Linked DNA regions of Mus musculus: region 1 is linked to region 2. The links are chromatin loops, found by intact Hi-C in ENCODE. Cell type or tissue: gastrocnemius. All regions are shown on one strand. Links, peaks and the distances in the headings refer to the core of each region. The heading gives the core; the rest is flanking DNA. Region 1 holds the start of Gm52621 (a long non-coding RNA gene). Region 2 has its middle 6.2 kb from the start of Mecom.

Evidence for each region. Hi-C counts contacts between places; a loop is a spot of excess contacts. Peaks named below come from ENCODE experiments on the same cell type or tissue, not always from the same donor. Only the 100,000 strongest peaks of a DNase experiment are listed, where the experiment ranks them.
Region 1: it touches region 2 in a loop (4-fold over the local background); 8 of 42 quality-filtered maps call a loop at or near these places.

What each region holds. Positions count from the first base shown.
Region 1 is chr3:29,993,541-30,005,444 of GRCm38, forward strand. It overlaps Mecom (MDS1 and EVI1 complex locus), which reads right to left. Exons shown (of 16, transcript NM_001370769.2): 4 at 4,106-4,208; 5 at 1-162. Gm52621 (a long non-coding RNA gene) reads left to right here and starts at 2,753. Exons shown (of 3, transcript XR_003954598.1): 1 at 2,753-2,953; 2 at 6,042-6,203; 3 at 6,550-6,707. In gastrocnemius, for the core only: CTCF peaks have their summits at 3,759 (motif pointing left) and 5,667 (motif pointing right); no DNase peak of the experiment used is centred there; H3K27ac peaks cover 1,015 bases.
Region 2 is chr3:30,510,019-30,521,922 of GRCm38, forward strand. No RefSeq gene overlaps it. Among named protein-coding and RNA genes, the nearest start is that of Mecom, 6.2 kb to the left of the region's middle. In gastrocnemius, for the core only: a CTCF peak has its summit at 5,211 (motif pointing left); DNase peaks (open chromatin) are centred at 2,635, 4,158, 4,522 and 5,201; H3K4me3 peaks cover 2,408 bases; H3K27ac peaks cover 1,393 bases.

The DNA.
Region 1 (11,904 bases), core at 2,590-10,589, 520 kb before region 2:
TCTCTCGGAGATCGCTCTCACTCTCCAGGTTTTGTTGCAAGTCCTCCTCCACCATGGAGAAGGCCGAGTGAGGTGTGCTGCATGGGAACTTCTGGTGATCGGCTAGCTCTGCCTTGGATTCAAAGAGCTGGTCACAGTCCTCACAGCGGTGCTGCCGTTCTTCTGTAGAAACAGTGCAAGGATCTTTAGCTAGCAAGGTGGGATCCAAAAGTCCTCATCACCATAACCAGCCGTCTTATGGAGTTACACAAAACACAGCCCATAGTTTGCTTAGAAAGAGAGAGGGGGGGGAGGGGGAAGGGGAGGGGGAGGGGAAGGGGAGGGGAAGGGGGAGGGGGAGAGGGAGAGAGAGACTGTATGACAGTGGACCCACCCATACATGTGTACACACATAGAGGTTGCTATTGTGTGTCTTACTCTACTCCTCACTGTATTTTTTCTAAAACAGGGCCTCTCGCTGAACCTAGACTCACCATTTCGATACCCTGGGGATGCCCCTGCCTCTGTCCCTCCCTTCAATGGGGTTACTGATGTGCGCAGCCATGCTTGCTTTTACATGGATGCTGAGGATTCAGACTCATGTCCTCAGGCTTGGACAGCAAACACTTTATTTACCCACTTTGCCACTCCCAACCCTGAAAGCTTTGACCAGCATTTCTCCAAGTCAAGTTAACAAGGAAAGTAAAAATAAGAAATGCGAAGGACCCCATAAGATGTCTGGGAGAATAATGCACCTACAGAGGCTACCAGGTAATCTCCCCTTCAAGTAAAACTTAGCACCTGAATCTTTGTAGGTTCTCGGGATAATGGAAGTGGTAATTGCCTTTTACTGATCATAATCTCAAGTTTCAAGCCAATCCAGGAGTTACTCATATTCCTTAACAGCTAAGTATAAGAATATATAGGTCTGATTTTCACCCAATTTTTCAGATGACAGTACTAAGGCTTAGAGCGACTAAGTAATCAGTTATGGACCCAAAAGAGAAGTGGCTGGGTCCGAACCCAAACTCACTTCTTTTCCCTAAGCCAAAGGCATGTACACAGAGGCCCTGTCTGAGGTGCAATTATGCCCATCATTGTTAGTAAACCATCAATTACCTGGAGTGCAGCACAAGGTGTTTCCAGAACTCTTTGAGGCTAATTTATATTTCTCAGGAGCCAGCGATAATTGGCATAGCTTTGTTAGATAGCAAACATGAATTTATACTTTAAATCAGTAGAGTACATAGACGGTAATAGTTGAAAATACAATGAGCTTAATGAAGTTGGTTAGAAAGAGCACTGTTCCTACTCTTTCTACTCAATGGCTGAGAACCCACACAAAAGTCCACAGGTATGACCCAAGAGGTATTGTGTATACCTCGTGATGCCTAAAAACACCCATAGTAACACCATGACACACAGACTGTTTTGTAGACCCATAACCAAGGAAGACGTTATTCTTCAGTTATTAATTGACTAAGTGTTTGGGGGAAAACATTGTAATTGCCTACTGAGTTGCCATATGCTTTGCTAGAGAATGCGTGTGCAGGAACTCAGAGGCACATGTATAGCTGCAATGCCAAGACAAATGAACACACGGGAGCAATGGGGAACTGCATAACTCAGCTAAGCTGGAGAAACTGACTCACAAAGGGCTTTCATGGGTAACACTCAGCCAGGTGGGATGGCTAGAGGGACTCACACACGTGACTCACAGAGGGGTAAGCCTGTAGCCAAGTATGCCAGGGATTTAAGGCACATGGAAGGAAGGAAGGAAGTGAAGGGACAGAAGGGCATGGATGGTCATGTTAAGAAAGGAACAGAACATCACTGGAAGTTGGGAGCTGGGATGTGTTCAGGTTTGCTTTGTAGAAGAATTCACCCATCTGCAGTGGGGCAGATCTAAGAGGAAAACTACCAAGAGCCTGCTACCATAATCCACTGGGACATGGATTTAGCTTAAATGACACCATTAACAAGGTTACAAGGGTCCAATGGCAAAGGGCTCAGGTAGCATCATCTGATTGGACGCCCAGTTACAAGGTTGGGTGTACTCTACAATCAATCTCTTCTGCCATAGAGACATCTGATTGGATGCCCAGTTACAAGGGTGGGTTACTCTTCAATCAATCTCTTATGCCTTAGAGACATCTGATTGGATGCCCAGTTACAAGGGTGGGTTACTCTTCAATCAATCTCCTCTGCCTTAGAGACAGAAATCTCAACAGGAGCAACCAAAGAAACTTTTTCCTACAGTTATAACACTGTCTTATACATTCAAGATCTTGGCTTCCAATCTCAATCAGGAGCCCATAAAGAAAGAAAACTTCCAGGCTTTAAAATGCATAGAAAAAGCCCAATATTAGACAGCAAGGGCACTACCCTGGAGGCCAACTCTACATGCTAGCCATGTGGTCTTCCTAGATAACCTACATTGCCTTAGCCTCAGTTTCTCCATCTGTGAAATTCCTCACTCAGAAATTTTAATCTGCATGTAAAAGGTTAAATAGGATAATATATGCAAAATGCACTATATCCTGCATAAAGAATGCATATGCTTTAAATTTATTTTGTCTAGAAGTAAAAAATCCAAATAACCACTTAAACATTCAGTATTTGGTTATATGTTTCAGAACAGCCTGATACATTGAAACAACATACAGCTAATGGTTCAAGGATGAGTGTGCATGTGCGCGTGCGCGTGCGCGTGCGCCTGCGCGTGCGCGTGTGCGTGCGCCTGCGCCTGCGCGTGCGCGTGTGCGTGTGCGTGTGCGTGTGCGTGTGCGTGTGCGTGTGCGTGTGTGCGTGTGTGTGTATGCCTGCCCTGGAACTCATTAGGTTAGCTAGGCAAGCCAGTCAATGTCCCAAAGCCACACGTTTCCACCTCATAAGCACTGGGACTACCTGCTACCACTCTTGGATTTTGTTAGATGGGTTCTGGAGATCAAACTCAGGCCTACAAACTTACAAGGTAAACTATCTCTCTAGCCCCAAGAATACTTTATGCTTTAATGAGTATCTTAAAACACTTAAGAGTGGAATGAGCACTTCTATTTGGACCTGAAACACCTAGAACTCAATGACCATGTACAGATGACATGGGACACCAGAGGAGCCCGTAGCATGAAGCATGCTGTACTGTCTAAGAAAGGCCAGACTCCCCATTCAGGCTCAAACTTTACCAGGTTGACCGGGAAGTCTATATTTCTAAAAGCAATTTCAATGTCAGACTTCCAAAAGGGAAACACATGCCCCAAAGACATTCCCAAATCACCATAATACTTTACAAACAAACAAAATGGAGCCCAACTACAGGGGATACCACTTGAGTTAAAATAACTAGGTTTGAAAGCAAAAGGTCTCCCTCGAGTCACTGGAGACTGGCCTCTAACTCAAGTATTTTTGGTTCAACATACAGTGTTGAACCAAATCACATTATATTAGGAGACAGGAACTGGAAGGAAAAGAAAACAACTCACCTCCATGACACACAAGCAATCAAGATTTTGCTCTCACAGAGACACTTTGCCAGTAATAGAAATACACATGGGAGAGACAGTTGGTATTTGAAGAAAGATCCAAGCCTGGCTACTTATGGTGACTCTCAAGAAGTGAAAAGAGAAGGCTGGAAAGATGTTCGGTCGTTAAAAGCACCTGATGCTCTTGCAGAGGACCTGGGCTCAATTTCTAGCACCCACATGGTGGTTCAAAATCGTGTATCACTCAAGCTAATGGGATCTGACGCCCCCTTCTGGCTTCTGTAGGCACTGCGTGTACATTGTGCGCATACAGCCATGCAGCCAGAACACTCACGCACTAAACAACAAACTCTTTAGAAAGAGTGGAAAGATTCTTACAGAGGGAATTGTAACCAAACTTAAAGTGATGCTCTTGATCAAGCTTTCAGGTTTTTCATTATGTATACTTCAGCTTAGACCTCAGCTAACTGCTTTCTCCATCAATGTAGCCACATGTCAACTCCAGAAAATATCCATTCTGAGATAAACATGTCTGCCAAAATGGCACTGTGCAGCCAAGGAAGTAAAGGAAGAAACCACAGGTGCGAAGGACCCTCTTAGACATGCTGCTCTTGAAACCACTGCGCCTGGCACTCAGCACTCACCGTGGATGTCAGGCGCCATGGGTTCGTGCGGGTCCTCTTCACTCTTCATGAACAGCAAGAGCTCTTCCCCAGGCGCAATGTCTGCGACTACTCGGTAGAATATCTTCAAAGAGCAGGCACAGGTGGCAGGAAAGACAGACATGAGCAAACGTTAACAAAAGGCAGGATGCACCAGGGCAGCTTTAAATTTTCTCCTATTTTCATAAACATATTCCCCTTTATTTTTATTTTTACCAAAGGAAATGGTAATTTCTGTTTTATTAACTAAGAGAAGAAAATAATCTCCTTGTTGGAAAAAAAAAATCTCTCAAGGAGTTTACAAGACATTTCCAAATCCTAGCTAGTATACACACAAAATTTCATAATGTGAGTTTGCTGTGTTACCTATAATCTACATATGTTTAGAAAAGAACTTTTCCATCCTTGAATTCCTCAAAGCACCTAGCAGGCCACGTCTTTGCAAAGCTTAACACTCCTGGCTGTCCTGTCCGGCAGTGCCCTAGCTAACCCGGAGGGGCCCCTGCTTAGCAAAGGATCCTTTCTCTACAACAGACTCCAAAGGGAATGGCTGATGGATCGTAGCAAACTCAACAGCTATGGTCTCTGAAGAACAGAATCATTTTTCCCAAACACCACTCTCTGCTTCCACCGATGCAAAAGGTGATCCCCTACCTAGTCCCTGACCTTGTGCCCCAGCTCCCGATTGCAGCTCCCACATGCAAGCACTGTGCCTCCTGTTCACTCTGTGATCTGGCTGCTGATTTGGGTTCTTTTGCCCTGGCTTTCTCGATAAGGCAAGACAGACAGGAAAGACTTAATAAATCTGCTACTAGTGGGTTGGGGAAGCTGTGTGAAGAATCATAATCTGAAATATCCAAGATCTACTACCTACCTTTCCTAAGAGCTCAGTGACAGAGAAGCCGTGACCTCCTGTGTGTTTAGGCTCCGGACTTTTATCACGGATAAATGACACATTTAATCACAGATATCTTCAAGATATGTATTTACCTTACCACCAGAATGCTATCAATCATTTGTCTTATCCGGAGGTTATTTATTAAATAACAACTCTATAATCAAGTGGAGGTTTGGGGGGGGGGGATAAAAGAGAAGCTATACTGCACCTCGTAAACACTAAAACTTTTAGCCCTGTGAACCATCAGTGTGCATCGGCCCTATGTCTTTTCTCACACTTTCATCTTGCTCATGGTAACCTGTATTCTATTTTCCTGTTACCACACACCAATACTTCTACTAGCTAAACCTTAAATAAACAAGACTGCACTCCATCCCTATTATTCTGAACACCAGGACAAATGTAGGAGGAAAAAAATATATATAAAACAATAGGGAAGACAACTGCAACCAAGAAATTGGAAGAATAACCTGAAGAAAATGTTTGTTCATTTAAGACCAGCTTTGGACTGGCTCTGTGTCTGCTAACCAGGACTGTTTGGTTGTTTCAAACTGAGGAAATCTGTGTAAACTGGCTTATAAGATAAATGGAAATATTCCTCTATTTTTATATTTAACTATTTGTGTATCCTTTGAAATGCTAGAGGGCTTCAGAGAAGTATGCGCCTCTTTCTTCCAGTAGGTGGCTCTAAACTCCAGTTGGTAGTGATGGTGGTGGTAGTGGTGGTAGTGGTGGTGGTGGTGGTGGTGTGTATGTGTTTCTATAAAAAGACCAGAGCACAGAATTATGTGAAATTTAGGTATATTCAATGAATAATATTTTCTGCTTAGTCTCTTCCATGTTAAAATGAAGCTTTCTTTATTCATTAGTAGTTAAGCTAACTTAACTTCCTCTATATTGGCCATCAGAAAAGAGTGCTGAACACTGCTGTAATACAACCTGAGATTCTTTTATTTGTCTAAAAGTGAAATCTAGACTATTATAGAACAGGATTCTTCTACTGAAGTTTCTATTTTAAAGGGAAACGCAAAGCAGAACATGGTCACCTTGTACCCAGAGCCTACCCATCACTCTCCAGGGCCTCACAGGCAGAGGAGAGAATCCTGCTCATGAAGTTAACAGATGAAGATAATATCACTGTGCCCGTGTGCCTTCCTCCTTACACCTTTGAGTTAAACATGGGTAAGTACCCCGCTTCCTTCTTGAGTCCATTTCCCCTTAGAAAACAATGGCTTCTCTCAGCAGTTTGAATCACCTCTGTCCTGGCATCTCTTACACGTTTAACTTATTAGCTTCCTTTCCAACAGCATGCTAACATTTGAATCGTGACACATTCGGACTTTTCAGTCGCTTCTCAGAAACAGTGAGGTTAAAAAGACAAAGCACAGCAAGACGGTCAAAGAGAAGGATTGTATTGGCTGAGGAACGCTTCCCAGACACACATGTCAGGCCACTTTAAGAAAGTATTATGATATCATGATTTCTTTCCAGTCCTCTATTAATCATGTCTCTTTTAATTCCATTTTAGATTTACTCAATCCAATGTGAGCAGTCCAAGGAACAAAAGAAAATGATAGATACACTGCAACTATATATTATGAAGACAATTCTCTTTGCCGGGACATAGATCACTCCTGTAATTACCCTTTAAGTGTCCAGATTGTCATGTGAAGAATATTGAGTGCATAAAATATAAAAGACATGGAAGAGTGTTGACGTTGGCTTTATTTACTGGAGGTAAAAGGTGACATTCCAGGCCATGAAAGGCAAGGCAAAGCAGAGTGGATTTTAACTTCAGGGTGTTCTTTTCTATTTTAACTGAATTTTTATGGTGCTCATGAAACTGGGGTTTGAAAAGAACTGGCAAGCGCCAGTCATAACGAGGGCAAATTCTGGGCATGCTTCCCCATGCAGCAATAAGAATGTGCCTCGAAGTCGCACCCTCCACACCCTCGAGGGTCCGGTCTTCCACTCAAGGTGTTTCTGCCCCTGTGGTCCTTGCTGTCTGCCATTCCCTGGGATCTTAGAAGACCCACATTCAAACTCCATGGCCTTTTCTAATTAGAATGGCACCAAAGTATAATTCAAATACTTGAGCCCAGATATGCCTACGACAATAGAAATATACTATCAAGCTTTTGACATGTGAGAGAAGTCCTATAATACAAGACAAAATGGCTTTTCTTTTCCTTTTTTTTTTTTTTTTTTTTTTTTGTTTCCCCTCAAACTGAATTACATGGGAAAACGATGGGAGACAACCCTGAATGAACCTCCTCCTTCAGGAAATGCTGTGTCTCTATTCTCAGGAAATGCTATGTCTCTCCTTTCGAGTTATAAAAACATCTTGTGGTAAATAAGAAACTGACAGCGTCAGGAGTGGTGTGTGCAGGCGCTTACCGGTGTGGATGCTATAGACAGCCCGCCTTTAAGACCAGGGCATCCCCAGAGACTTGGCTGCACTGCAAGCCTGTAAACCCTGTGTCATCTGAGTTATGCAGCAGAAGAAAATACACTACTTTTCTGGGGTTTGTGCTGTGGAAAAAAATGGGAGTTGATTTGTCTGCTAAATTCCATAAAAGAGTTAACAGTTCTCCTTCCCCATTGTAGTTGTGTGGAAAAACTTAACTGGATCCAAAATTAAAATGTCCTAGGGTTTGTGATGAATTCAATACAAGTACAGAAATATTAAGTATTCAGAAAGAAGTTTCAACCAAGACAAAAGTTGTTTCTCTCTCTCTCTCTCTCTCTCTCTCTCTCTCTCTCTCTCTCTCTCTCTCTCACTCACTCATAAAGACTATGCTAAAATGAAAGGTAATCCCAGCACATAGTGGAAAGGCAGAAGAATGGTTCTTGCAGTTTGGGAGACAGGAACATGGAAATTCTAATATAATAATTGTGTTATTGAATATCTCAAACTCAATCGAATTATTACATATCTCAAACTCATTGATCTCTCTAGAAATCTAAATTTGATACATGATACTAAAATTCAGAAATAGATATTAAGAAAATGACTGAGTTTTCCATACAGTTAAACTTTTTCATAACATAAAAATTTAATTTTTCTAGCATACGGATAGACTGGTTTTTTTTTTTCTTTTCCAAAAAGCATGACTGATATCTTGGACTTCTGAATTCTTCAACTTAAAAAACTAAGGGTCTATAGCACTTATTTTACTAACTGACTTTGCCATAGTCTTTTATCACCAACTCTCATTGTATTTCCTCTCACTAGCAAAATTGATGACTCTTCAAAAAGAATCCTTAATTGTTTACATAATTGAAAAACAAGATGAAAAATAGTCAACATTGTTCTCCTTCATTATTAGTGACATTTATTGCTTAAGCATAAGTATACTTGTAAATGGGCATCACTTACTATAGATATAGTTATTATAATTAATATATTTTAAGCAAACTCTGAAACCAATTCTAATGCAAAAAAGCAAGTCCACAAGACAATACAAAGAATTTTTTAAAAATAGCAGTGGTATGGACAGAAGTCAGCCAATTCTAAGATTCTAGAGATCAACTGTCACTCAGTATTACACATAAATAATTTTTACTAAGACATATTATGTACTTTACATGTGACATCTAATAAGCAAAGTTCATATTTTCAATGAATTTAAAATTTTACATAAACTATTAACAATCATATGCATTAATTGTTAATGTGTAATGACCAGATTAACTCTAATTGTGCTTGATATAGGCCACAATTAATTATATATTATGTTTTTTATATATATATATATATACATACATACATATATATATATATCTTATATAAAAATAAAATGAGAATTAACATTAAGTACATGTCATTGGATGCTTAGTTCCTTCAGTTTCTTTAGCTCAAGAAGGCCACACCACAGAGGGTAGAGATGCTCAAAAGCATTCTGAGAAGAGTTAAGAGTCCACAGAAGGCTCTCAGACTAATTCAATTTTGTCAAGGCCTCTGTCCAACCAAATCTGCCATCAAGATAACGATATTTCCATTTGCCCTTACAAAAGGTAAAACTACGTTCTTATTCATTATTCTGCAGAAGAGAAAATTTAAGAATCTTTCAGAACAGCTTTGCTGATAATCTACCACACTTGGGTCACCTCAAAGTGTTATGTTTGTACTATTGACTTAGAAGGTAAACCGGTGTCCAGGAGAAAAAAAGAAACAAAATAAACCATTTACTCTTTAAAAGATGAACAAGGCCTCATTGTTATGGTTTTCCGTTTATGTCTCTGGTAAAGCACTGGAAGTTTTATTTATGCATAATATTCTGCACTTGGCATGTTTAAAAATGACAGAAGTGTGAATTATGAGTGACCTGCAACCTATTCAGGAAGTTCTAATAATTGAAATAATAGAGAAATATACTCCCTGCAGAATCTATATGAAAAATCAGCTTTTTCAGACTATCACTGTTTTTTTCCCCTTTCAAGCTGTCAGTTGATTTCTCCCTCCTCCAACTCCTAATGTTTGGCTGGAGTGCTTTATTCTTCTATAGCTTCATTCAAAGGACCACGCAGGAGCAGGGAAAGCCAAGTGGAACTTGTGTATTTGGAAGTGGCTGGGAGGGAGTCTGAGTGACAGTGTCCATGTCTAAACAGAGTCAACATTTGGTGGGAACATAGCTCTCAGTCTTGGTGCTGCAGAGACAGCCTGGGCTCATACACCATATGTATATACACTTGACCATCCCAAGAAGCACAGCCTAGACCCCTCATCTACCCCTAGAGCAATGTGAGAAACCCTAACTCAAGAAAGCTATAGTGAAGTCAAGCTTTTGACCTCTGGATAAAAAGATCCCAGTGTACATTCTGAGTCTAATTTTACAGGGAGGCAGAGAAGCATCTTTGGAAGACAGACATGGGCAGCCAGGAAATAAGCCCTCCCAACAGAATGTTAGCTTTATCATGGTTAAGCCTTGCATAAGCCATACACCCTTTAGTTTCTCCAAACAGAAGGTGTTCTGCATCTATCTTTATAGCCACAGAGAAAAATCAAGACATAGGGGATTGGAATGGATAGAGGTAGCCTTGTGTCCTCAAGCTTGCCTGGCATGTATGAAGCCCTGAGGTCAATCCATGTGCCTAAAATAAATAATTGCATTAATACACACACACACACACACACACACACACACACACACACACACACACACACGAGACAAAGTGGGGTTTCCCTCTTTTAAAAACATCCAGTAGAAAACATCATTGAAGTTTTTTTTTTCTTCTATGCATTCTCAACTCATTATTAATACTATGAGAAAACAGCCAAATATAATTTAATGAATTAAAGAAGACAAATTTGATTTCGGGTTTAGTTTCTATAAAAAGAAAAGAGCTGAAGAGCCACTTAGTGTGCCTTTAGAGCTGTTTACCCAGTGTAGAAGCCTGCACCAATATCTGAACTAATGTCTCAGGATCTCCCCCACAGGGCCCACAAGGAAGGTGCCTGTGTAAGGAAAGGGCTTACACATATTGACTTTTTTTTTAATCCTATGTAAACCAATTGAACATTCCAAGTCTTCTCTGAAGCTTTGGCAAAAGTGCCACAGTCTCATTACAAAGAAGCTAAAGATCATCTCTGGATGGTGTCCTTCCAAGTTGGAGGCATTTCTTATGCCCTTGACCACCAAGTTCTCCTTGGTGGCTTGTGAAACCTGCTGATGACCACCTTTCTGGCTTTGTACCAGAAAGAGCTAGAATCTCCTGAGTGCTTTATGTTTTCAGCTCTTCCTGAATGAAAGATGATGCAAACATTGATTATTAAAAATGTACACGTGATGTAGCAGGTGACTTTCAATTTAATATGGCATAATACTTTAGGTCACCATTTTCAAGGCACAGTGTCTGTGATTCCCAGTGAAAGGCTCCTGTATGTATTGTGCCACCATCATGGTCTGAGCATTATAGACAGGAAGGGAGGTGGGACTGTTTTTCTCATGCAAATATCAAACAGCAAACTATGTCCGAGGCAGTTTCATCTTAGGGTAAAGGAAGCAACTTATCAGGCAGATAGCATCCTCCAGGGTCAGCTCGCACGCTGCACTCAAAGCTGGTCCCTGGGTACTGCCAGCTGGCATTCATCTTAAAACAGCAGAGTACAACTTTGGTATAAAAGTAGGATTTGACTTAAAAGCAAAGCAAAGCAAATGCCCAAAGCCAATAATAACTTTAACATCAAAAGAAAGCATAGGGAACGTGGACAGAAATCCTTGTAGTGGAGGAGAAATTAACAAATTACCTGACAGTGGAGGCAAACATATTCTACAAAGTGGGGGGAGCCGAGGGAGCTTGCCGTTCTCTACACTCGGAGCTTTTGGCCTCATTGTTTTTGCACCGTGTATATTAAGTGAATGTTGAAGGAAAGTGGATTTTCCTCTCCTCAGTAAAAGGCCAAAGAAAATAAGTTAATAATTGAGCCCATAATAAGCTTGCAATAACAACACTGTTCTAGTGTCAGGCAGTCCGATAGCATCACTCATATGAGCCTGAGCAGAGTGGAAGCGGGTGTGCCAAATCAACCATGATCGTCCTGGAAGCAGTTAAAAGTTTATAAGGTAAAGCACAAATGAGAACAATGCCCATTCCAACTGAAAACACTGCAGAGTCTTGCTGCCATTCATTAACCACCAGGGAGCTGGCAGGATCGCCTAAGTGAATTCTGCCTTCGTATTCTTTGTGGGGCACACATTCTTCTATATCTCGTTGCTTCAGAATGGACAACAGGCATTGGGTAATCTCTTATTAACGTGTTTCTTTTGATTGAGAGGCAACAGTAGACTTCTCTCATTCTAAATACCAGCTGACAGGAGCCAGTTTAAAAATGAAAGTACTTATCACTTTGGGTAAATGACAAGGTTAACAATACCTTGGC
Region 2 (11,904 bases), core at 1,401-9,400:
TAAGCCTGCATTATAATTATTATTAATGTTTTCTCCACCATAAATTACATTGTCTGTAGGGGAACCGAGCGGAGGAGGGAAAAAAAACTTTAGGATAAATCTTTCCGTCTACACAAGAACTAGGCTGAGGACTGGACCGTGAACGTGTTATCAGAAGGCGAGAAGCATCTTGAACTTCAGAGCTCTGCCCTTGCTGCCGCTCTCTCCTTCTGAAGTTCCTGGGGCTTCCGCTTTGGATGAATAACCGGTTCTCGATTTTAGCTGTAATACCAACGGTAGCTGCCATCCTAGGAACATTTCAGTAGTCTGTTTCCATCAAGTAGCAACAATCGCCCTTGATGCCCAGGTCCCGCCGGGCTGAACATTTGACATCCAAGACCTCCTGCCTTGCCTAAGGTCGGCCGGCACCTTCCGGCCTCCTGCTGCTACCCAGCCCGCCTGCCATTTCCACTCACTCACTGAAACCTACAACCTCTGGGGTCACCAGAAGGAGGAAGGGGGGAAATTCCATACGCATACCTAGAAAATACAAAACGTACATTGTTGAAATGTGCCTAATTACAGAATTTACTAATGAAGTGTGCAGGCAGAAATGAAGGCGCAAGGGGTTAGGTGTGTTCAAGGTATGAATCACTCCCAACTCAGTATGGATTTTTCTTAGTACAACCTTCTTGCATTAAACAGTTGTGTTCAATACCTTCCACGTGCTATTTATGTCTCCATTAATATCTGCTGCAAATCCTGCCAGACACCATAAAAGAAAATTGCCATCTTTTCCGTGCGGTGCTGCTACCATCCTAAAACTCAAGTCGGAAGAAGCAGGAAAGTCCTGGTCTCTCCTCTGAGAGAGCAAGGACGAGCAGGGTTGTTGGGAACTCAGTTGCACCTGTTGGTATTCATTTAGTTTGAGCTCAGACTGCGGTTGTGAGAGAGCGAATATCTAGGTTCAATTCCCAGGGGCTTCGGTGGCCAAGCTTACAGGACCTACCTCATCTAAGAATACCCACCACCTTTCCCTCCCCAGAGCTGTGTAATTCCAGGAGCATTCAGACATAAGATACAGGTCCCTAGAGAACCAAGCTACAGCTCCCAAGGGAGACAGATGTGTAACCTTGAAATATGAGGGAGAGACAGGGGAAGTAAAGGAGGAAATGGCAGAGAACCGGAGTGAAAACAGCTTCCAGAGGAGAAAATGCTGGAGCCCACACACACATGAATCCCAGGGAATCCTGCCATCTCCATCTCCCCTCCCCCACAGAGGCACCTGGGATTTTACAAGACCTACTAGAGCTCTAGTGGCCTACTGCATGCAGGTGTATGTGTGTGTGTGTGTTGGTACTTTTAATATGTGCAAAGCTACTACTGCTTGTATGGATACAGGTCTACTACTCTAAAAATCTTCCCCAAAATCTACTAGCTACTCTGTTTAGGAGCGACCTCCTTCTGACCAGCAAATGTTCTCCTAGGAAAGGGGGTGTGAGGTTCTAGAGTTTTGCAGAGGTCAGATTCTTTAGGGAAAAGTTCTAGGCGAACAAACAAGGGCTTCATACAGCAGCTTCTCGTCTGTAAGAGACTTTGTGAGGAGCATTACTTGGGCCAGAACACAGGGGACAACCCAAGAGGATCCCAGCTCTCAGCACCTAGAATTGTTTGCCCCCCGCCCCCATCCCCAGAAAGTGGAATTCTCCAGGGCCTGGCACCTGGAGACAGCAGAGTATCTTAGAAAGAAAATTCAAGGTGGAAGATTTCATTTTGCTGGCCACCCTGTGGAGAATAAAAGCAAAACATAGATGTGGGAAGCAGCCACCCTCCTTTCTCACCTCCCCATCCACCCTTCTCACTTCCCCAGTTCCGTTCGCCTAGCCCCCAAGGAGTCTGCCAATACCTGAGTTGGATCTGGTGGAAGTTTTTAAGAAAGGAAGGGACCATGTTGCCAAACTCCGAGATTAAGAACAAGACCCACTTGGACTCTGGACTTATTTGCGCTTTGAAAGAATAAATCTTGTGGCTGACTGTAGGGTAGGGTGGTTTCAGTAAAGGGCGAAAGACAGAACCGAATCAACAGTCTCCAAATCACCAGATGCAAAGATCTGTCTTTTAAACTTTTACAGAAAGTTGGGATATTAGGGCAGTGGTAGGTGGCTGGGGTACCCACTCCTTCTGGCGTTTAAAGTCCCCGTCCTCATCTTTCAGTGAACTGGTCTTTTACAAAGGTCTTTCTAAAATTTCAGCAGAAGTGGTTGAATCCGGCTTCTTGTAACTGCAGTAGCAAATACAGTCTTTTGTGTCCTCAGGCCGAATCAGTATGAAAAGACGTGTCACCTTTCTTCAAAACATAAAAAAGTAAATTAACTAAATCAAAGGAGTCATAATATTTTTTTTCAACTTCGAAGCTAATTTCTTTTCTTTCTCTTTCTCTCATTCTTTTCTTTCACTGTCTCTTGTTTCCTGCCCTAAGTGTGCAGTAATTAAAAAGCTATGTTGATAGTTCAAGTGTGCTCAACCTGATGGAGCGAATGCCCTCAGATGGCTGTGGACCTTCACCGCCGGCTATGAGGTGGTTCCCTGCGGCTGCCCCAGCGGATTCTCATTCCCTGTCAAGTCCACCTGTCCCCAGTCCCAGGCGTGAGATCACAGCAGGTGACTTTCTGTTGCCACCTCTGGAGTTGCTAACACCTCTGACCACAGATCTAAGCAGTCCAGGAAAAGGGGGGGGGGGCTGACAAACTGGTGAAGTTGAAGCTGCTTTCTCTGTCCCCACACGCGCCTTTCCTTCTGCTCGAATTCGTTTCCTGGGGGACAGACTTAGGACAGACTTAGGACAGACTTAGGACAAGTTTTTCTTGCCTTTCCTTCTATGGAAACTGGCATTCTGGAAGTGGTGACAACTTGGAAAAATTCATGAGCTTAATAACTGTTTGGGTTTGTTTGGGATGTGTGTGTGTGTGCACATGTGTGTTGTTTCCCCGCCCCACCCCCGTCCTTCCTTTCTTCCTTTCTTTGAGCAGAAATGGGGAGATAGAGGTAGGAGTGGAAAGGAAGACAAACTATTGAAAAGGAAGAGGCAGGTCAGTATTCCTCTTTCCAACTGTGTCTTTAATTAATGCTAGAAACAGCAAGGAACCGGAAATGTTTTTTTTTCCTTTCCTGGCACTATAATTGAGCCAACCCCACAGTACCTTTAGAAGAAAGTTTGAATTCTTTATGGAGGTATTTCTTGGCCTATTGTCTTTGTGCAGTGAACTCTACATGCTATTGAATCGAAACCTACATTTGCCTGGCTACCAGAAAGATTAATTTAATCATTGTAATGTAATTATTAATACTGTTTACCCAACGCTGAGTTTCAGGTTGGCTGTTAAGAAATTAAACTCTCGCTGGGTGACCAGAGGTAGGCAGGAGTCTCTTCATGTTGAAATGAAACAGTTCTCTTTATTTAGTCTCAGAGTCCAGCTTTCGGCCAGGGGTTCAATTAGCCAAAATGGAAACAATTTTCATTCATTGCAATAACTCTCTCGTTCTGGGGATCGCTTTCAAAATATACACTTTATTATTATACGCTGACCTCGGTGGCGTGGTGTGGCAATAAAAGAAAGAGGCAGGGAGATCTATCTAGCCCCCTTGGGCTATAATTATTAGAAATTAATTGGGTTCAGGACCCTGGGTAGCCTAGCTAAATTAATAGCTTGTCTGGTGGTTTAAATCCGAATTTTCAGTCCACAGGAGAGAAAGGGAGAGCGTCACAGACATGAAATGCAGACCCAAGGGACGCCTGAGTTTACTTGCAAGACACTCATCTATTAAACAGTATCCAGAATACATTGGAGCTGGGGAGAGGGGGCCGGAGTAGGAGGGGGTGGAGGCGACCAGAAAGAAGAAAGCAGTAAAGACCAGGAGGGAGGCTGAGAGTGTACAGAAAGGTCTCGAGTTGATTTTATTCGATTTTTCTTGTCTGCATTGTTTTCGGGAGGGGTTGCATTTAGGGGTTAAAATCAAAAATAAAGATCCCGTGCATTCGGAGCTGTCGTACTGGAGTAAAAGTGAAAAGGGAGCCTTAGGCAAAAGGAAATTACTGCGAGCCCGCGTGACCTTTCAGGGAGGTAATCAATCAAGTGATCAACAGGGATATTTATCATCGCTATATAGGACGACTTCGGCCGGCAAGGGCGGGGTGGGGGTGGAGGGGAGAAGGAGAGGGTGGAGACACGCGTACATTCACACACTCGCGAAAGTTTGAACAAATCCGATGGGTCTCGAGACAGAACACACGGAAGCTTTTGGAAATGTTCAGACTCCCAATTCTGTTTGACATCCTCCGAACGAGAAACGAGAAACGCACACTTTCGTGGGTTTCGGCAAGGGCTGAGACTCGTATCCCCTGCCTCAGCCCGTTATACGAAAAGGTGTTAACTCTCAATCGCCAGTCCGGCTTGGCCTTGAATACGAAGCTACTGGCGGGGAAATCCGCGCTTCGCACCGCTGCAAGGCGAGAGCCGGGGCGCCTGCTAGGCTTTCGCGTACCGTGCATCTGGCCAGCGGCGAGGGGGATGCAAGGTCGTCCCTCCCAGCTGCATGCAGACCCCGCGACTTATAGTCTCCTCTTCCTACGAAATCCTTGCTCTGCAGCGCAGCCGTAATCGCGTAAAGCTGCAGGCCGGTCAAAAGCAAGCACATAAGGTTCGATCAGCGGCTGGCCTCCGCTGGCCAGCCACCTCCTCCACATTGTAAATGTCACCCTTTTGTAAATAGCGCTTTTGAGCCCAGTTTTCTTGGCAAACTGACCCTGTTCCTTCTCCCTGCAACATCCACCTGCTCCCAGAAGCCAAAAAAAAAAAAAAAAAAAAAAAAAAAAAAGGTGCGGGCTTGTAGGGAAGCGCGATGCTGGTTTTAAATCGTCACTGCATCAATCCGAACCTCCCAGGCTCCCCAGCCAGCTCGGAATGATAACGGGTTCTTTCTCAGAGTTAGTCCGCTGACAACTGGCCCTCGAGGCTGGAAGCTCCTGTACGAAGGGCCACGGATGGAGGTAATACACGCCGCCTCCACGGTGTGATCCGCGACTCACGCGGTACCCGACCGCGCCAGGGTGGCGCGGAGGCTGCTCGGGTTGGCAGCCCACGCGGAGCTCGCGCTCCCCCGCGCGTCTCTCTGGAGGCCCTCTCTGGGCTCCCGGCGCCGGGCGCGGTCTCCTCCCGCACAGCCTAGTCTGCGGCGCCCCCGCCTGGCTCTCTCCGCCGCCGCAGCTCGGAAGCTCCAGCCATGGAGGGCTCCAGCTGTGCACAGTAGCTGCCTAGGCTGGGGGTGGGACACAGCTGGGGCGCCCCAGGGAAGCGAGTTAGGGTGGGAAGGAACCCAGCGAGGAGGATTAAGACGAGAACAACTCCCGGCGCTGCTACCGGCTTAAGATCTGGAGGAGCTGCTACTCGGGCACAAATCTTTAAGTCCTGGGGGATATGGAGCCCCAGAAAGAAGCCAGACTGCTGGCGTGCAATGCCAGAGGCCCTCTTTAGATCTTTGCATTGAACAAAGAATCGTCTCGAAGAATGTTGCCAAAGTTTAATGTGCGCACGAATCACCTGGGGATCTTGTTAACATGCAGATTCGGATCCAGGAAGTCTGAGGTGAGGCTCAAGCACTCTGCGTTTCTGAGCTCACTTGCAGGTTGCGCGGATGCTCCTAGAAGCCCACCATTACTTGGACCATTACCACTATTAGAAGCTCAAAACCTCAGGGCCGGGTTAGACCGACCAACTCGAAAAGACATTTTCCCAGACGATTCACCGAAATAGTGCACTTTTGGGAAACACCACTCTTGAAAGTATCTGGCCAAGATTTCTGTCTTGTTAAATCACCTCAGCAGCTGAATCCCTGTTTCCTGCCTTAGTCGCGAAAAGGGTAGTGTCTGATTCTACTCACTTAAAACCTACACCTTCTCTGTCCTTTGTTGAAACCCGTCTCCCAGTTTTGTTGCCTTTGGATCTTAGAAGCCAAACGCCTCTAAGACCTAAAGGTTTCCCGGATCCCCCAAAAGGATGGGCAGCCCTTCCCCCATTCTCCCTCCGTTGCTTTCCAAGTCTCTGCCTTTTATTCCTCCCTGCTCTTACAGTTTTTGTTTACTCATTCCCTTCTTCGCTGTGGACATCCTGAAGGCGGCATCTTAGATTGAATTTTGAAATTTTCATCTGAAGCATGAGCATATTTCTCTCCTGCATAGCCATGTCTGCTGTTGCTAAGAGATAGCCATATTCAGATTTTATGGGCACTGTACATGAGATAAATCCTCATCCAGCAAGATCAATTCTTAAGATTTTTTAAAAAAAGAAACAAAGTCAAACATTTGACTGGCCCAGAACTTACAGAAATCCCCCTGCCTCTGCCTCCTAAATACAGAGATAAAGGTGATGACCACCACACTCGGCAGATTTTAATATCTTAAAGAGTTGATCCAACGAAGTTTCAAATATAGTATCCCATTTTAACCAACTGTGTGAATTCAGGCAAACAACTGAGTTTCTTCTTTGTATGGTTGAATAATTATGTACATCTTGCACGAATATTGTGGGGGTTAAAAATAATATACAGAACACTACGTATGGATTTTACTTTGTAAAAGAGACTTGCTCTAAACTCTGTTTTGAAAGTTAGAATAATGACAAGGATCCCTCTCTGTCTCTCTTTCTGTCTCCCCTCCTCAACGTGCCCCCTCCCCGTGTGTGTGTGTGTGTGTGTGTGTGTGTGTGTGTGTGTGAGTGAGTGTGTGAGTGAGTGTGTGTGTGAGTGTGTGTATGAGTGTGTGTGTGAGTGTGTGTGAGTGTGTGTGTGTGTGAGTGTGTGTGAGTGTGTGTGTGTGTGTGTGTGTGGTCTTGGGCTCTGTCTTCTCATTCACAGCTGTAATGGGATATTTTTTCTTTGGTCAGCGGGCTGTCTCTTCACACAGCAGAACCCAAGGGTTTGATGTATATGAAATTGCTGTAACTGGATCTTCACTTTAACATTGCAGCTTGAATGGGCACCAGTGTGTGCGTGGGTTTGGGTTACATACTCTCAAAAAATGCTGTGTGCACGAGAACTGACAAATCAGTCCCTAATACCAAGCTACTGTCAATATTCGATACAAAGAAGCTCCAGACCATCTTCCAGACAGGCTGACACAGCAGAACCCAGGAGAACCCAAACCACATGGCGAGAAGAGGAAAGGAACTGAAAGATGCTTCTCTTCTGCTCTGGCCTCACAAAAAAAAAAAGAGTCTTTCCTCACAACCCAACCAGAGAGGGTATTTGAATCAGTCTAATGTTTCTAGGTTACCCCATTCTCTGCCTGTGAGTTGAAAGCCACAAAGTAATTTCAACAGAAAGTGATTTTTAGCAAAGTAAGTTCTTTTTTCTTTCATCCTTTTAAAAATTCTGCTTTGTTTCTCTAGCCCTTTTCATTCTAACTCTCCATGAGTCTGGCTGTTGTCTTTACTTTCAATACATAAAATTATTCAGGTTAGTTCACTGGCAGTAAATAAAAGATGTGTTGTATTTTTTAACATAGAGCACTTTATTATTATTTACTCAGATACATGGTTGTGGTTAACATGAGAATGTTATCACACATAACCAAAACATATTAATTTGCTTAATGTCCTTTAAAACTTATAGTAGATTTCCACATTTTTTTAAAAGCACTTTCTACAGAATCCATGCTGAGACAGTTATGAACAAGAGTGCCTTGTAGCAAGAGTCTCAGTACTCAATAACTTAATTCTCTTGAACTGAGTCCAAGGCAGAGCTGGCAACCTTCAAATTCCTCTATAGAGTCAGAGCGTCCTAAAACCATGACAGTGTGACACAGGTGTGCCTGGGCTTATAAAAGCCAAATCACAATATGGTTATTTGCTCTGTGCTGTTTTATTAAATAATGAGTCCTCCAGGACATTAAAAAATAGGATTTGACTTACAAAAATTTGATTTATACTCACTTTCCTTGGAAAAAATAGCTATTGAGGTAACATTTTATTTTTTTAAATGGTGATACATGTCCCATTTCAAACATTTCATAATCTTTTCAAAGATTAAGGTCAAGAAGAACACCACAGCTCTGAGATTGGGAAAGCAGCAATTTCTACAGAGAGTCAGTTGCACACAGAAGAAACAGTAGGATTGACGGACTGATCTATCCACTTTGAGTTCTTTGTAGGTTCTCATGGGCAAGAGGCCCAACTGCTACTGGGCTTTGTTCCAGAGAACACAATGATCTCAATGATCATCACTAGGTGTAACTGTGAAAATCATCTCTATCAGTGCTTTTGAAAAATACTTCTTAAAACTGAGAAGAAGTCAGGCATGAGAGCGCAATCCTGTAATCTGTCTCAGCAGTGGAGAGACTGAGGTAGGACAGAAGCAAGCGCAAGCTGCCGGGGACTACACGATGAAACCCTGTCTCAAAATGAAGCAACCAGAAAACTAACAAACAAACAAACAAACAAACAAACAAACAAAAAACCAAGCAGACCTTGGGAAGAATGTTCTGTTTTGTAGAAGGATTAAATGGTTATTTTAAGAGTAGCCTGGGTATGCATCCACATAAAAATAATAGTCTGCAGGCAAAAAGTGGTGCCATCCCAGTCATCCCTAGGATTCCCTTAGCTGTCTGGAATAGGGCTGGAGCTCTGGTATTGGACGTTCATGGGCATCTTAGAAACAGTTTACTTCTGAATGTGGCCCAATGAAGCCAAGATAATGAACAGTGTTCAGATGTCTCTGTTTGGTTGTGATGATGCCCTACTGAGATGTTTATATTTGCGTGCAAAAGCTCTAAGACTGAATTGGCATGCAACCTTCTTCATCTGACTTAATGAGCCACCCAGTGCCTCACTAGCCATGCCTGGGAGCACTCAGCCTGGAGCACTGGCTCTAAGCATCTTTTTCTAGTCTTCCCTACACATCCTGGGGGACATTGTCTCTTTTATTATTTTTTTTTAACTTTTTATTGATTCTTTGTGAGTTTACCACATGAACCTTAACCCAACTCATCCCCCCAGCCCTCCATATCTGTCTTCTGCCCTTACAACCTCCTCCCAAAAGAAAACAGAACTGGAAATCAAACAATGCCCCCTCCCAGGCTCACCATGGAAACTGTCATGTTTCATGCTCTGTCACACAGTAAATACCCTTTTGTCTAAACAATTGTTCTTTTCTTGCAAATGTTCATTGAAGTGAGTTGTTGGTCTGGTTGTAGGCCTCTGGCTTCTGCTACATATTCTGCTACATATTCTGCTACATATTCTGCTAACACTGAATCCTCTCTGGGACTCCTCTCAGATCTCCTGTTGATGCCCTGTGTCTTCAAGATCTTGCAGTTTGGGTTCTGTAGAATCAGCCCTTTCACTAACTCCAGCAGTTCGTAGATGAGGTAGATTTTGCAGAGGGCCAACTCAAAGTCCTGGATGGTAGCTGGGCTGGGTAATAGCTGAATTGGTCAGCCTGAAAGCTCTCCCATGCTCACACTATGGGATGCAGTTCTTCCACACTCATGCTACCTGGGCCAGCTCTCTAGTACTGCCCAGGTGAAGGGTAGGGCCTGCTCTCCAGAGTGCTGCAGCAGTCAAGGGGCTGAGACAGCTCTCCTGCTCTCACACTCTCAGTGTAGGCTGTCTGGTGGCCAAACACCAGAGCCAGCTCTACTGTGCTGCACAAGGAAGGGGCAGGGCCTGCTCCCTAGGAGTCGTTTCTGAAGGCATAATTCTCCTACTCAGTGTAGTCAAAGGTTGGGTAAAGTGGTCCATGCCCTGCAATTCCAGAAGTCTGGGACTCTGAGACAGGAGAAGCTCAAGACTGAGGCCAGACTGTGTTACACTGTGATATTCTGTGGGTCCTCCACCCCAGATTGGCCGTTGTGTACCTGTGTCTCAGGATGAGGAGGAGCTGGGGAGCCGGGTTTCTCAAAACAGTGAATACAAAGGGTTGAATGACCAGGAAGACTGTTTCTGGGGACAGCTTGTTTATTGAAACAGACAGGGTTTTTTTTTGGGGGGGGGGGAATAAAGATAAGGGAAGGGGTGCTGCAATAGGGGGCAGGGGCCTTCCAAGTGTATCAACTAGAGTAACAGACTGCTGGTCACATGGTTTCTCAGAATCCAGTTCTCTGGCAGAGAAACAAAAGCCTAGCTGGCTTTATCATGGCAGGTGGCCTTTGTCTCTGTAGAGTTGAGCATGCCCAAGCCTGATTTGGGTAGGGAGTGACCCCACCCTAGTATGCTCTGAGAGATGTCCAAGGTATAGGCAATGCTCTACCATCCTTTATCTGGCCTGGAAACCCACAATAGCCTGTCTGGGGAAGAAAAAAAAAAAGTAAAAAAAAAAAAAATATTCAAAGCCTGCCAGCTATTCGTAAGATGCAAACCCCAAATCTTGCCTTTTAAGTTTCAGATACTCAATATCGGGAAATAGGAAGAGGTAGGGAAAACGATCAGGTACACAGCAAAAGCATAAGGAATCTTAATGTAAAGGTTAACGAGATTAACGAGGTGGCTCAATAATTAAGAACACTTGGTGCTCTTGAAGAGGACCCAAGTTTGATTCCCAGCTCACAACTGTCTTTAACTCCTACTTCAGGAGATCTGACATTCTCTTCTGTCCTCCATGGAAACCACATATGCATTACAGGAGGTTCATAGGCATATAGAGAGGCAAAACTCTCACATATATATATAAACTTTTAAAAATAAATAAATCTGCCTTAGTTACAGTATTCAGGAAGTGACTGTAGAAGAAATAAGTTTCAGGATATGTGCTGGGCATGTATTATGACAAAAGCATTTATGGATTTGTCTTGAAAAAACTAAGGAGGGGGCTGGAGAGATGGCTCAGTGGTTAAGAGCACCGACTGCTCTTCCAAAGGTCCTGAGTTCACAACCATCTGTAAAGAGATCTGACGCCCTCTTCTGGTGCATCTGAAGATAGCTACAGTGTACTTAGATATAATAATAAATAAATCTTTAAAAAAAATAAGTTAAAAAAAAAACAAAAACTAAGGAGTCTTGACAACTCTGAGTAGGGAATGGTGTCACCAGATATGTGCCTTAGAAAGACCAAGAAGACATATCCAGTGGATTACAGATTGTCCGATCACACCCAGTTTAACTGTCTACTGAAATCCAAGATAAACATCACGGGCTCCAGTATCTTGTGGCGGTAGTCCTTTAAAGCAGAAGCAACAATCATTTTCCTGTGTAATATTTGCTTTCTAAGGTGGTCTTGTCTATGCCTGTGTGATTTCTCTTCGTGGACATATAAATTCATATTGGGAATATTTGTATCTAACACTTCTTGAACCGAATTATAGCCCACATGTTGCTTAGAAGTTGTACTTTAGAAATGTAAGGACTTTTCGTTTTGAAAGAATGTCAACAGATACTCAGCCATCTCCTCTTTGAATCCTGCCTCCCTTTCAGCTTTGATGGCTTTCTTTTCTCTGATTAGGAATATGCTGAATTTTCTTCTTAGTCATAAATTCTATCATCTTTCTTATGTTTAATTCTGAATAACTTCCTCAGACTTGTATTTAAGTCCAGTGAACTCTTTCTCTAGCTGTGCCTAATAGTCTGCTTAACCTTTCTTTTCTGACTTTTATATTTGATAGCTTTAAAAATGTACTGACTATCTTTTCACAGCTTTATTGACCTTTTGTTCTGGCTCTCAAGATTAAGTTTTTAGACATTTCAGAGATGTCCCCTTTATTGGAAAGTTGTATTAGTTCAGGGGTTCTAATCCAAATCTTTGCAATATTGAGATATTGTAATCATTTCCCTGTATTTTAGAATTGTAAGATGCGGTTCACCTTTAGCGAGAGTTCCCGTATCCCCTCTCTAGAAACTGAGTTCAAAATGACTGGAAGACAGATCCTTCCAGGGAAGATTC